Linked DNA regions of Homo sapiens: region 1 is linked to region 2. Evidence: read pairs that join two places in POLR2A ChIA-PET (ENCODE). Cell type or tissue: HepG2. All regions are shown on one strand.

What was found. Peaks named below come from ENCODE experiments on the same cell type or tissue, not always from the same donor. Only the 100,000 strongest peaks of a DNase experiment are listed, where the experiment ranks them.
Region 1: POLR2A ChIA-PET joins it to region 2 with 5 read pairs; 9 of 35 experiments call an interaction of 5 or more read pairs at or near these places.

What each region holds. Positions count from the first base shown.
Region 1 is chr11:34,363,338-34,365,837 of GRCh38, forward strand. No RefSeq gene overlaps it. Among named protein-coding and RNA genes, the nearest start is that of ABTB2, 6.6 kb to the left of the region's middle. In HepG2, no CTCF peak of the experiment used is centred here; DNase peaks (open chromatin) are centred at 154, 604 and 994; H3K4me3 peaks cover 1,305 bases.
Region 2 is chr11:34,457,871-34,460,370 of GRCh38, forward strand. The region is part of intron 8 of CAT (catalase); the gene reads left to right. Among named protein-coding and RNA genes, the nearest start is that of CAT, 20 kb to the left of the region's middle. In HepG2, no CTCF peak of the experiment used is centred here; no DNase peak of the experiment used is centred here.

The sequences.
Region 1 (2,500 bases), 95 kb before region 2:
AGCCACTGCACCTGGCCATAAATTTGGATTTTTAAAGACAATCTAAGTCTGGGCTTGGCAGAGACAATAAGCTGCTTAGATGAGTGGGAAGGTCAGGGTGGAGAGCAGATCAAACCAGAAATGGCTCAGAACCAGACATCAAACAGTGCCTAGCCCTGGCAACTGATAAGAACACGGGTGGTAAATAGCATTCAGCAAACAGGCCCCTACCAGAGTGGCTGGTAGAAGACTCTAATTTCCAAAACCTTGGGGGAGGGGGCAAGGAAAGGCTGAGCCTGTAGGAACTGAAGGATGGTGCAGAGAGTCAAGACAGGGACTCAGTTATTGGGACTGTGGGTTTCCAGGCGGGGGTTTGGACACAAGGTTTTCAGAGCCAGGTCAGGAGTAGCAGGCAGCGTAATCACGTCCTGAATCTCTGAGGCACTTACTGGTTTGGGACTCCTTAACTTACTGGTTTGGGAACTCCTTAACTATTTGCTGACAGGTGCCAGGCTTGTCTCAGAATCTGGGATGAAGTGGGGCTTCCATAGCTCCTCCTGCAAGGGTTAGAGAGTCACTAAGCAGGGAGCACAGAGATGATTTCAAAAGCATTGCTTGCTACATCGCGGTATTATGAAAACCATCTGGGTTGTTCTTTGGACACTTAACATAATATGCCTGAGAACAGGTGATAACTTAAATGAGTCGTTTTCAAATTGCCGAGTTGAGAAATCCCTTTTTCCAGTCTTACACAGGCCTTGATATGAAATACAAAGAAGCAGAAAGCTTGATTTGGGGTTGTGGGTGGAAGGGTCTAGAGCCAATTCATGAATTTTCAGGCAGCTTCTGAGAAACTCAGTGGAAGCCCAAAACTTTGCAGAGCTACTGGAAAACCACTGACCAAAAGCCATTGTCAGTTCTTTGACTCACTATGCGGGTTGGTACATCTGGGGGAGAAATGGGTCAAACATAAGGAAGGAAATACTGTGGAATGCAAGGAAAGCTGAGAAACGTGGTAAACAGGAGTGTTATGGTTAGCAGAGCTGCTTTGAAGTTGATCAAACAGAACACTCAGTTGTTGAAAAAGAAACCAATGGTGTGGAAACTGTAAAGTCTCCTCCATCCTGTGCAACCTAGATTAGCCCATTCCTGACACAGGTATTTGTTCTGAATCTCACGACTAAAGAAAAACACAGACAATTCAAAACAAAGCCCCAAAATGGTTATAAAGAAGAAGAAAAAAATACTTCCCCAAGGTATGTTCCGCAGGATGGCTAGTCTCATGAGATGGCCTACAAAAAAAAAAAAAAAGAAAAAAGAAAAGAAAAAAAAGAATTGAATTTTGTGGTTAACTTTGGGAAATTTTGCATTCTGTTTCTCCCTCTACTATACTCATGACCTACAATATTTAAGGCTCTGTTTGTATTTCTTGTAACCCATGCTATCCTGGTCCTGGGCTTAACTGTGCAGAGAGTTTTTTTTTTTTTTTTTTCAAATACCACAGGCTATTTTAAAGTAACTGGGACTTTTTATTTAACTTGAAGAAGAGAAGACAATGACTATCTTCTGTGTCTTATGAAGACAATGACACATCTTATGTGTTCGCTCAAGTAGTTGTGATAGGGCAGGACCTTGGACCAAATCCAGATAGATATTAGGACTGGTCAGTTTCAGTATCTGACCATTGCCCAAAGCTGGAATTTGGTTCTTTTGGACACAATGCGATCCCAAAGGTAGTTCCAAACCTAGGACATTGCTTCACAGGAGAAAATCGGGGTAAGTGCTAACACTGTGAAACTCCGTCTCTACTAAAAATACAAAAAATTAGCCAGGCGTGGTGGTGGGGGCCTGTAGTCCCAGCTACTCGGGAGGCTGAAGCAGGAGAATGGCGTGAACCCGGGAGGCGGAGCTTGCAGTGAGCCGAGATCGCGCCACTGCACTCCAGACTGGGCAACAGCAGGAGAATCCGGCTCAAAAAAAAAAAAAAAAAAAAAATTGGGGTAAGTGCAGAAGTAATTGTGGCTTTTGCCATTGAAAGTAATGGCTAAACCGCAATTACTTTTGCACCAACCTAATAAAACCGTTCACAAAGCAAACAAGATAGGTTGTAGGAGGGCTTTCCAACAGGAGCTCTGCCTGTCAGGCAGTTGGCATCACAAATGTGTTAGCTGGTATCAGAGGAAGCCACTGGGAGCCTGGGAGTTTTTTTGATTGTGTGTGTGTGTGTGTGTGTGTGTGTGTGTGTGTGTGTGTTTTGATGGAGTCTCCTGCTGTCGCTCAGGTTGGAGTGCAGTGGTGTGATCTTGGCTCACTGCAACCTCCACCTCCCAGGTTCAAGCAAGTCTCCTGCTTCAGCCTCCCGATTAGCTGCGACTACAAGCGCCCGCCACCACGCCCAGCTAATCTTTGTATTTTAATAGTGACCTGGCTTCACCATGTTGGCCAGGCTGGTCTCGAACTCCTGACCTCAGGTGATCCACGCCCCCCCCACCCCCCCCCGGTTTTCCAAAGTGCTGAGATT
Region 2 (2,500 bases):
GTTTCAGTCTGCATGGAGGACAAGCTAAGATTCCGTTTTTAAAAAATAACTTTTTTGCTTATGACATTGGGGAACATCTGAGGCTTTTATAGAAAGTAAGTTTTTCATTAGTTTTTAGTCCAATTCAACTGTTACAAATTGAGTACCTGTCTGTTGTGTATGGTGGACTGTCTTGGGTGCCATAATGTAAGGCAGAATGCCATGGTGATCCAGAAAGCAAAATTTTGTCTGATAGGAGGTCAGCCACGAAGTTTCATGAACGAGGTAGCATTTGAGATTGTTTTGAAGAATAGATAGGATTTTGATTTTTAGTAGGTAAAATGCGGCAGGAGAAGGACATGAGTATAGGCACAAAGGTGGGACATGTTAGGTGTGTTGAAACTATAAACAGTCACTCTCTCCTGAATGAGAAGAATAGAGTTTGGGTAGGTTCATTGAGTATATGTCAGAGGGGACCTTAAATGCTTGAGTAGGAGTGAAAAGCTTTCTTCAGTTTTGAGAAGTGTGGTCTGGGATATATTGAGTAGAATCACTCCTCTTGGTGATAAATAGAAAAAGCGACAACTAGGGATTGGGAATAGCAAAAGGAAAGTCAGGCAGTTCTCAGAGGAAAAGCAGAAGTTTGCATTGAAACCAGGGAGTAGAGGAAGCCAAAACAAGGTAATCCTGGGCCCTAAAACTCCCTACCTGGTGGCTGAACTGTGAGAGGATGAGGCTAATGGGATTTGCCAAGGCATGAAATTGTCATGGGCAGAGCAGAGGCTGCATAACCCTGGTTACCCAGGGAGGGAACGGATTGAGGAATACAAGGTTACCTAAACTCTTTTCACAAGAATCCAAGTCACCATGGGTCTCTGGAACCACAGTGGGACCGTGAGGCAGTCAGCAGCACTGAGTCATATAATTTGAAGAACAATGAAGATTTGAATGGAGAACTAGGCCCCCGGGAAAAGGACTGCAAAGCAAATACGTATTCTCTACATTCCTAAGAAAGCAAATGTCTAAGGCAGCTATTCAAACAGTGGGGAAGAGAGTTCTGAAAAAGGATGACAAGTAGAAAGTAATATAATTTCTGTTAGTATTAATTTTAGTTCTGGCAAATATATCTATTTTAAATTCAGTGTACTCTTTATAGGTTGTTTTTTTTTTAAATGAGTTTTAGAAACTGTTCGAAAGAGCTTTCATAAGTTTGTCGAGTTATTGTTTCTAGCCTAGCTTTCCCCCATCCTTCTTAGGTCATTTAGCTATCAGTTCCAATACCATGGAGCCTGTGAGGAGCCATACAGTTGGGGAAGGACTGTTGTACTCATTTAGCCATTTGGTGACCATTAAGGAATGATTTGAGATTTTTTGAGTAGGTGAGTAGGGAATATGTAGATTGTCTTGTTGGACAGGAAGTGGAAAGCCAGTTAGGGGGGCTTTGGGGTTATTCCTGCTGAGAGCTCATGAGTATTGTAGCCTAGGCAGTGGCGGTTGATATATTAATGGGCAGTGTTTACAGGTGCCTTTTAACAAGGTCATGTTATTAAGTTTTATAACTTTATCCAAAGTGGTGAGCCACACCATGGTGAAATGGACAAATAATATAATACAAGTCATAGAGAGACTGTCCTGTCCCCTGAGTACCTGAGGACACAGGTGCAGCCTTTCTTGCTCTCATTCTCTGCATTTTGCCAAGAGTTGGAGAAGTTGGGCCGGTTGCTTGGGTGGGAAAGGCTTTCCCACTCACGCAGGTCCAGCAAGGGAGTTCAGGCACAGGGCCTTGGGGAAGGCCTAGATTCAAGCTGGTGTCAGGGTATGGCCTCACTGTGCCCATTTCCCAACCTTTGTTGGTCTCCACCCATAGGTGGGGTAAGGTTGCCTGATAAACACAGGGTGACACAAAATCAGAATTAGGTGATAGAGGCTACATCCAGGAGCTGCCCATGGCAGGATTGTATCTCCTATCCTGTTGATGGAGTCAAGAGCACAACTTTTTGAGCCAAAGGAGACAACCAGCTTCCAACCTATAGCTGAGTTTTGGTCATGGCCGCATGGCTAGTCATCTAAATATGACCTTAGGCTATTTGAAATGATGATAAGAGGGAGTCATTCAGCCAAAAGCAAAATATTGACAGAACACTGGGACTGGATTAAGTCTGTTGGTATCAGTGATTTGGAACAAAGTTATTGCTTAAGTTGCCCTATTCAATTTGGTTTTTATTTTGCCTCATAGAATTAGGGATATAAAAATACTTTTAAGGTTCAAGGCCAATGATAAATTCAATGGAAGAAAAATTGCTCATAGAAAAGGAGTATGAATAATGAGAATAGTTCAATAATTAGATATTAAGATTAATGCAGAATTTATCATAAAGCTTTTGTTTGAGCATTAACTGAAAGAAATTTCAAGATGCTTGCCATCTTTGCCTTGATTAACATGGAACATAATTTAATCTTAGATTGATTACCTTTGGCATTGTAGGGCTTTCATTTTGAACCACAGATTTTTTGTTATTGT